Linked DNA regions of Homo sapiens: region 2 is linked to region 1. A link is an interaction called in ENCODE POLR2A ChIA-PET data of the cell type or tissue named here. Cell type or tissue: PC-9. All regions are shown on one strand.

Region 1 (5,000 bases):
TCCTGGTATATAACACATTGTTGTTAACTACAGTCACCATACCATGCCTTTGGAAGGATACGTTACTTCTGTCTGTAGAATGAAACCTGGGTTTTGAGGTGAAATAAATAGAAATTTGTAGGATGAAGAGGTGAGATATAACCTACAACAAAGCCATAATAGGAGGGGCTCAGAACATGGGGAGGGATTTGAATTTAGGTGCTGAAACTATTTTTCATAGTCCAGAAATGTAATGAGGACAATAAAGAATCTCCCGCCAGAAAGAGAGTCTCAAGAGAAATAAGGAACCCTGATATTGGCTTTAGTCTCTGAGGTCCTGAACGTCTCCTAATTTCCTAGATTCCAGTCTACAGGTAGAGAGTAAGCAGTGTACGTGGAATACTATGTAGCCATAAAAAAGAACAAGATAATGTCTTTTGTAGGAACATGGATGGAGCTGGAGGCCATTATCCTTAGCAAAATAACGCAGGAATAGAAAACCAAATACCACATGTTCTCACTGAGGGAGCTAAATAATGAGAACTCATGAACACAAAGAAGGGAACAACAGATACTGGGGCCTCTTTGAGATTGAAGGGTGGGAGGAGGGAGAGGAGCAGAAAAAATAAGTATCGGGTACCAGGCTCAGTACCTGGGTGACAAAATAATCTGTACAACAAATTCCCATGACATGAATTTATCTAATAACAAACCTGGACATGTACCCCCAAACCTAAAATAAAAGTAAAAACAAATACATAAAAATATAAGAAACGCTATATTCATGTTCATATGGTGAAACAAAAGCTTTAACAAATGATACCTCCCTTTACTGTCTGTCATGCAACTTATTTTAAAAATCTGCTTATTTCCTTGTCTATTTTGTTTCATTACAAGCACAATATGCTGGTTGCAAGAACAAAAAAGAGTATGTAGTGTAGACGGTAGAGGGTGAAATGATGAATCAGCTGCGTTTGATGAGTAGACAGTTGTTGACTTTTGCTTGCTAAGAATAAAGTAAAACATGTGTCTTGTTCCTATTAGCACTTTGTAAGAGGTTTTATACCTTTATGCTAGTCCTCAGCAAATAGCAAAAATATTTTTAAGAAGCCACTGAAGGATTTTATCTGTCATAAATAACATGTGGACTGAAGGAGTTGTTTAAGAATACACTCAAAACTAGGTGTTAAAGCTAAGCTGAATATTTCCTTCTACTTTGAATTTCAAAATGAAATGACCATGAGCTAGCACACAGTGCCATGCCCCACACATCTAGCGACTGCTTTGTCAACAGATGTTAACTATACAGCTCTCTAAAACTCGAGCAATTAGCTTCAGAGTGATGCTCATCCTTGCTAGGTCTTTGAACTTGGGATGTGGTACTTAGGTCCCCTAAGGTAGCAATAGGAAGTGGGCAATGTCCACCTGAATAAACAGAGGCCTCCTAAATAAGTGGAGACCCTCCCAGAGTGACATGTTTTGGTTTTCACCTGCCTCAGTGGAGCCCTGCCACTCTGGCAGAGGCCAAAATTTGCTGTGGCCATGTCTCTGGGTCATAAAGTGATGAAAATTTGTTGAGGAGCCTCACAAAACAGGGAGATTGGCTTCCCATCAATCGTGGGGATCATTGCATTTCAGAACCAGGAGGAGTCTTGGGACATGCTCCAGTCTGTTTCCATTTCTGCACCCTTGTGGAACTAGTCTAGGCTCTGGGGCTATACAGATTAGGCCTAAATCCAGGCCACTCTATTTACCAGTTGTGTGACCCCTTGAAAGTCACTTAAACTTTCTGAACCTCAATTTCTTCAGCTGAAAAATAGAAATAATGGTTACTTTCAGGGTTGTTAAGACAGTGGACCTTTGGTTAGTTAAAACAGAAAGGAAGAAATATGAACCTTCTTCTATGCTGAACCCATGTTAGTTGTTGGGAATTCAATGGTGGGCAAAAGAAATACTCTCCTTGCCCTCACTGAATTTATAATCCAGCTGGGAAAGCAGATATTAACTAGTGACTAGTACAGAGTAGGGTCTCAAAAGATGGTAGCTATCTCATTATTTGTTTTTGAAATGAGGGCATTGCCATGCCAAGAGTTTAAGTGACACGCTCCAGATTTCACAGTGAATGCTGGCAGAGTCAGGACTTTATGACAAGGCTACAGAATTTAAAATCAATAGTTGTCGTAGAAGCTGGTGGTGTTGGCCCAGAACTTTGGTGACAAGACTAGACCTTTTAATTTACTTGGGGACAGTATTTTCCAACCAGACGCCAAGGTAGCATGGGTTTCCCTACACCATTGTCAAGTATTGCCAGGTCAGATTTATATCAGGTCAATTGGAATAATTCCAAAGCCACAATTAGTTCATTCTATATGGAATTTGTTACGCTCTTGTGGGTTCTTGAAAAATCTGCACAAAGGTCAGTAACATAAGCCATAGGCTTAGGGTTAAATGAGCATTGATTTGCACTGACCGCAGCACTGGTATTAGGAGAATGAACATTCTCCTCAATATGTAGCTCAATGATTCCCATTAAAGGATTTTATTTGAAAAATTATTTGAGAGTGTAGTGGCAACAAAAATTTGCTCCCTCCTTTCTTATAATGGGAGTTATGTAAATAATTATGTTTACCTTTTTGCCCCAACTGCCAAAAGACTTGGACTCAAAATTGTGCCCATTTACAGGGAATGCATTAACCCTGGAAGCTGGCATATAAGTTTCCTTCTCATTTCCTTGGTTCTGATATGTCATTCATTTCTATTATTTTATTGTCTGTATGTTCTTTTATCTAAGCTAATATACCAAAATAATATGTCATAAGCTGCTTTCCCTTGGAGGGCAAGAGAGTGCTAGCTCCTCCAGGAAAAACAGGAAAAACTGTGAATGAGCATGACCTCTGGACAATTATTTTGTCACAAGCTCCTTTTCCCAGGTAACTATAGGCTTTCTGTTTGCTGCTGATAGAATGAAGCCTGAGGACCTATGACCGCTCAGTTGATCTAGGTCTGATCTCAAAATGAATGCCTTCCAGCCTTTTCTTTCAGTTTCTGTGTACATTTGCTGGCATATCAGATAAAGTTCAGCAGTTAAAAGCCCTTTGGTCCCAGATTTACTGTTTATCTAGATTTGCAAGGTTGGTTTAGCCTCGGCTTTCAGTATGCTTGCTGTGATCGGGAATTTGTTCTCCGTGACCAGAGTTACCTTTACTTCTATTTTCTTTACCTTTGTCTGCTAAGTTCACATCAATTTTCTGCAGAATGGCAACTTTCTGCAAAATTGGTTCTTCTGTTCTTGTTGCTAATCGAAAAGGGAATACAAATAAAGTATGGGAACTCAACTCTTCAATAGTAATATGTTTCGAAGAAGTAGAGCTAGAAAAACACAATAAACCCAGATTTACTCCAGCTCTTCTGCCTAGGACACAGTAAGATCACGGTAATAGTCACAGAGCAGCTGATTTCTAGCTCAGCCCAATTAGTGATATTGCTGCAATCCAAAATTCTTTCTAGTTGAAGGGGTCACTGGGTGCCCTATAACATGCTCACTGAAGCCCACAAATGACCTGTCCTTTTTTTTCTGCCTCGAGGGTCCCACTGTTCTCTCTGTGGCCCCCGTTCTACATTTTTCCAGTGATCGTCTCCTGGCTGCAGTGCTTGAGACTCATTTTGAGGACACTCTTCCTGGTACTCCACTCTGCTGGCTCCCATAGGAATGGATATAGCTACTCCTCTGATCCTGTTTCATGATGTCTTAGCTCTCCCTGACCAGCATTACACCCTGGTACCAGGCACAAAGCGCAGCTTCCTATGTCCTCCATTGTCTAGAGGTCCTTGACTATCCTGACACTTGACCTGCTCGTTGTTTAACTGGGTGGGCATGGCAGACTGCTGATTATATCCCCAAATCTGTTCTTTCTCTCATCCATGTAATATGGCTGCCTCTTCAGAGTACCTTTCCCAGTTTGTCCTGAAGCCAATTGAGGCCATTTTACTAGGCTCTCGCTAAAGGAATGTGAGAGTTTACATTTGTGGTCACTTTCTTAAAAAAGAAAGATTTGCCCTGTACCTTATCCTTTCCCCTATTTACCCTAGTGCAGCAGTTCTTTAAGTGTGTTCTGCAGACACCTGAAGATTCCTGAGGCCCTCTCAGGGAGTCTAGGAAACCAAAGCTGTTTTCATAATAACACTAAAATGCTATTTGCCTTTTCACTGTTTTGCATTTGCACGGATGGTACAAAAGCAATGGTGGGTAGAACTGCTGGTTTCTTAGCATGAATCAAGACAGTGACATGAGGTAGAGCCAAGATTCATAACATTCTTCACAGCTTTGTGCTTGCAATAAAACAAAGCAAAACAAAATGCCAGTTTCAGTAAAGAATGTCCTTGAGGAAGCACTTACAAATGATCGATTTAATTCAATCACTGTCATTGAGCACACTTTTAAAAAAGATTCTGTGTAATACAATAGGGAATATGCATAAGTACTTCTGATGCATATGAATACATGTTGTCTCCAGGAAAAAGACTCGGGTGATTGTTAGAGAGTTGTGAGTCGAACTACTCACTTTTCACATATAACACCATTTTTACTTGAAAGAATGATTGTCGGCCAGCCGCAGTGGCTCACACCTGTAATCCCAGCACTTTGGGAGGCTGAGGTGGGTGGATCGCCTGAGATTAGGAGTTTGAGACCAGCCTGACCAACATGGTGAAACGCCATCTCTACTAAATAAAAAAAATTAGCCAGTCATGGTGGTGCATGCCTGTAATCCCAGCTACTAGGGAGGCTGAGACAGGGGAATCGCTTGAACCCAGGAGGCAGAGGTTGTGGTGAGCCGAGATCACACCATTGCACTCCAGCCTGGGTAACAAGAGCGAAACTCCATCTCAAAACAAGAAAACAAAAAAAACAAACAAAAAAAGAATGATTGTCAAGTTATGTTTATTTAGACATTTCTTTAAAAATGGGCCTGTTACTTCAAGGGAAAAAAACTGACAATATTTGTTACCAGTGATAAAATTTG
Region 2 (5,000 bases), 260 kb after region 1:
AATGCTGCTGAATGTCCTACAATGCACAGGACAGCCTTTTCTACACAGAAGACTTCTCTAGCACAAATAGTGCTGAGGAAGAGAACCTTGCTCTACATAGAGATGAAAGGGGCATTCCTTTTAAGTGGTGAGGAAATGCTATGCTTGCCTCAAAAAGTCAGCTTGTACCATTCATAACTGTATTGATGGTTTGTGTCAAACTTTTTAAATTCTCATGGATTTTTAACTAAAGCAATTAAGGAGAACTGGAGGTTCTAGATCCTTTAATGGGTATATTGCCACCATCATAAAATCAGAAAAAGAATCAGCTACTATGAACTTTATTGACGTGAATTCCAAATTGACTATGAATGTTAAATGCTCTCTCAGCATCAGTTATATCTAGTACCACAGCTTCTAGCTAGACAGGGTTGTGACCAGAATAATTTTTCTTCCTTTCTTTACATTTTTTGGTTTGTTCTTTTTTCTAAATCATTCTCAAAGAGTGTGTGTGTGTGTTGGGGGCAGAAGGGATGGAGAAGGACTTGAATTTGATTAGAACAAGAATACATTAAATAAAATTGTATGTAGCATGAACGGAAGATCTAAATGCAAAATAACAGCAGAGAAAGTGGAGAGTAGCAGGTTAACACAAGCTAGTGAGAGGTGAAATGATAACACAATTGTGCAGACATGTAAGGACATAATTCATTACTCTAGTGGTGTCCTGATTTGGTTTTGAGCTTCCTGGTGTTTGAAATAAAAAGGGAATCATTTACAGTTTGTTAGGGAGAAAACAGGCTGTTTTCTTAGTTCTAACACTTAAATAAAAGGCCTATGGATCTTTTCTAAGAGGTTTAACTACGTACCCTAGAGTAAATAGAGTAATATGTCTCATAAGGAAACTAAGACAAAAACAACACAACAAACCTCAGTGAAACACTTTCTGCAGATGGCCCAAATGATAGAGCTGAACCACAAAGAGTTATCTGATAGTCAACTTTGAGCGGAAGAAATTTTAAGAATATCTTTATAAGTGATGTGGAGAAATGACCATATCACTTATAAAGATTATATACTTTAGGTGTGGAGATAACATTAAACTCTTCCACACGGTGAAAAGCTAGATTAGGGGATGGGGTAGAAGAGTATAGGAAATTCTTATAAATCTCTGTGCTTAGGCAGAGAAATGTCAGATAAGTTTAACGTGGACAGATGCATCATTTGTATTCCAAAGACTATCTTAAATAAGAACTCTGGGCCACAGGGATCATACAAGAAAAGAGCCTGGGATCTTTTATCATAAATCAGGTTTTATTTAAGTATTTTCCTTGGAATGCTAGCACCATGTGATAAGCTCTGAAAATGGTTTCAGTGTCAAATGAGTTTGAAAAATATTGCATACCAAATTCCACTTTTTGGAAAATTACAACATATATTAATACATTAGAGACCTGCAGAAAAGGAATCTGGTTAACTTTTATTTGCCCAGTGTTTCCCAAACTTATTTGATAATGAAATCTGCATGTTAACATCTTGTGTGATTGATATTCTGTAAAACACATATTGAAAAACATTTTGTAGAATGTTTCTGAAGATATTGACTCAATGTATTATTGAGATTAAAATCACCAAGAAAATGTCATAGTGAAAAATGTTACAGGAACAGTGGACATTAACTCAGTGTTCTTGCACACCCAGGGCCAGAATAGAATTCTGGTATATCTACACTTCAAACAAGTTTACAATGGAAGAATGGCCTCCTCAAAACCCCAAACAGCTGGTAAAAATTTATTATCTATTAAATGTCTGGCACATGGGTGATACTCAGAAGTGAAACTTCCTTTCTATACTATAAAGTACATTGGGTAATTTGACTTTTGAAATGAATTTTTAAATGCTGTAGTTTGCAAATGGAAGGAAAATATGGGAGTCTATTATCCAAGTATTGTGTTTTCATTTTAAACTGAAATATTCTCATAACTTTTTAAATATCCAATTTGCAATTTAAGCTTTTCCTTCGACACGTACACAAATGTAAGAGTAAATTTTGTAAGTGGCAGAGGCACACATAATTTTCCAGAAAAGATGGAATTCTGGAAAGAACAAAGAGAGTCATCTTGAATGTCCTATAATAGATGGCACTGATGTCCAATGAGAGACATTTAATTTCATATCTCACTTGAATCAAGGAGAGAAACCCCCTGAAAGATTGGTCAGCTAAATAGCTAAATCATTCTAAAATTTTGTTATATTAATTTACTATACAAATGAGAGGCACTTCAGACAGAATAAGCATTAATTATCTCACATTCTATTCTCAATTTCCTCAACCATGGGAATAATAACTCCTCAATAGATTCTACAACAGTAATCCTGCCTTATTCCTTGGGATTAGCCCATAGTTGAACATAGAAACTAAGGGAAATTGTATATCCTTGATGCATGTAGTTAAACCAATGGTTCAACACTTATGGTATCCTGTCAAAGACCACCATGAGATATTTTTAAAAGTTTGAACTTGGAAGTCAGATGACTTGAGTAATCCTAGCTACTCAGGAGGCTAAGGCAGGAGAATTGCTTGAACCCAGGAGGCAGAGGTTGTGGTGAGCCGAGTTCGTGCCATTGCACCCCAGCCTGGGCAACAAGAGCAAAACTCCATAAAAAAAAAAAAAAAGATATCATCAGTTACTAGCTGTGTGGTACTTAATAATGTTGGATTCACCCTTTTTCATGAGAACTCACCTTCTAGTGTAGTAGTCAGAATCAATTCTGATAATGGATGTAAAATTTCTGTGCAAATAAAGTTATGAACAAATATATGCTGCACTATGTCCAGAAAAGAAGAGCTTTTGTGACAGTTTTGGGTCACTTTTCTCTTTTAATTGTCTTTTCTTAGAGCTTACTGGATGATAATATGATGATACCGGTACAAACTTGGTTTTTTTTTTCATATACAAACATCTTAAGATGTATAGCTGTAAAAAGTGTCCCCAAAATAGCTTTGTTAATTTTAAATGCAGAAGTAACACTTAAAGATGTGTAACTGACATTGTTTATGTAATGTCTAACCCACTTTAATACAGCCATTTTTCTTCCAGGAATCGGGCCAATTAGTAGGATTATTGCAAAGACCAGACATTTATCAGGACCCTTTTGCAGAAACACATGTGGGGCTGTAAGCGATGCATTTCCTGGCTTCTGACATGAGCTAAACATCTGTTCAAGGCAAGGCTGTAATGAAACTGTGAGTTGGCTATTCTTCCACATTTCTTTGCAATACCAAGGCAAGGCTGGAGCCCAGAAGGCACAACTGTCAGCCTCGTCAAGTGGAGGTTCTTTTGTAGGTCCCAAGGCATCTGAGAGTGGAGAGTGATTGGACTCGGGTGAAGACTCCAAGATGGCGATCGCCACCTCGGATACCCTGACTCAGCATTTCCGGGTTCACCTTTCCTGTTCCCGCCAACCCGACTAACGCGCATGCCCACTAGGGCGTGTCACACAGAGAAGTGCGAAACTCAACCGACCCCGCCCCTACCCCGCCCACTCCTCACCCAGCATCCATAAAAGCGTGCTGCCCCTTTGGCACAGCGCGACTTCCCTGGCCCTCCCCCTGCGGACCAGTGAACCTCGCCCGAGAGCTCAATAAAGAAGATTTTTGCCCTCTTTGTCTCTCCTCTCGGCCTTGTTGATCCACGGTGCCCTTCCATTGCCTTTCAGAGAGGAGGGACAGGAAGTGCTGCCAGACCTTCCTGGTCTTCCCCTGCAGAAGTTATCAAAGCCAGGGAGAGGTACAGAAAACAGCTCTCCTATTTTTCTCTAGCGATGGAGGAGAAAATGCATCTCTTGGCTTCGTTAAGATCTGTAACTATTGTATTAGTGTCCCATTGGTGCTGTAACAACTTACCACAACTTAGTGGCTTAAAAAACCCAAATGTATTATCTTAACAGTACTAAAATCAAGGTGCTGATAGAGCTGTGTTCCGGTGGCACTAAGGGAGAATTAGTTTCCTTGCCTTTTCTACCTTTTAGGGGCAGCCTGCATTCCTTGGCTTGTGACCCTTTATCTTCAAGGCCATCATCATTTCATCTTCAACTCTCTCTCTCTCTGACCTCTTCTTCTGTTATCACATCCCCTCTTCTACCCTCCTTTTATAAGGACCCTTATGATTATATTAGCACCTCCCCATCTCAATGTCCTTAACTTAATCACACATGCTTAGTACCTCTTCTGTCTACCTCAGCTATCTTAGTCATCTTTATGGCTTTTTTGAAAAACTGCCTTTTAAACATAAGATTTCTTTTTTAAAAAAGTATTTCTAACTTAATCATGTGTAAGACTAGGGTACTTGTATTAACCTAATGTGGATGTAGTGAGTAAATGAAATAACCTGAATTAAGCAACTGGCAGAAAAACAGAGCAAAGCACATACATGATGCTCTTAGGTCTACTCTCTGAAAGAGCTCTTAATTAGCAGGTGCAAAGCCTAGATCTCTCTCCACCACTACCTGTGTGACATGAACAGGCTACTTTGCTTTTTTTGGCCTTTGTTTCCTCAGCTTTAAGTGTGTAACTTGAGTTTTCTCATCACCCTGTGAGAATTGGTAATAATGACTCAAGTTTTAATATGACCCCACCTATGAAAGGAAGGACTTACAACCTCCCCACAGTCTCACCCATTTATTTTTATAAAGATATTTAGAGGATGCTTCACATGGATTCACCCGGTGAACTCTCTCTCTCAAGTCTTTCCAATTGGGGCCACTTTGGTTTACTCTGGTCCAGCGAGGAAAACAGATAATAGGAATAGGAAATAACAGATGATTTAAGACAACTGTGACTGGGAACATTAAAGAGGCCAAAAAGCAAAGAATTTCATGGACACTGCAAATAACCATAAGTTAAATGACAGCCTCTGGAAAGACAGGATTGAAACCATTATTCATAGCCATCATCCCATTACTGAGGCACTACTTCTACACTGAGCCAATTCATCTCCTGTAAAGGCTGCAAAGCTTTA

Evidence for each region. ChIA-PET counts read pairs that join two places held together with the same protein. Peaks named below come from ENCODE experiments on the same cell type or tissue, not always from the same donor. Only the 100,000 strongest peaks of a DNase experiment are listed, where the experiment ranks them.
Region 2: POLR2A ChIA-PET joins it to region 1 with 8 read pairs; 2 of 35 experiments call an interaction of 5 or more read pairs at or near these places.

The regions. Positions count from the first base shown.
Region 1 is chr7:17,616,747-17,621,746 of GRCh38, reverse strand. No RefSeq gene overlaps it. Among named protein-coding and RNA genes, the nearest start is that of LINC02889, 60 kb to the right of the region's middle. In PC-9, no CTCF peak of the experiment used is centred here; DNase peaks (open chromatin) are centred at 2,346 and 2,976; H3K4me3 peaks cover 798 bases; H3K27ac peaks cover 1,351 bases.
Region 2 is chr7:17,361,078-17,366,077 of GRCh38, reverse strand. It overlaps LOC105375171 (a long non-coding RNA gene), which reads left to right. Exons shown (of 4, transcript XR_927074.3): 2 at 1,681-1,762; 3 at 3,081-3,226; 4 at 3,327-3,645. Among named protein-coding and RNA genes, the nearest start is that of LINC02888, 11 kb to the left of the region's middle. In PC-9, no CTCF peak of the experiment used is centred here; no DNase peak of the experiment used is centred here.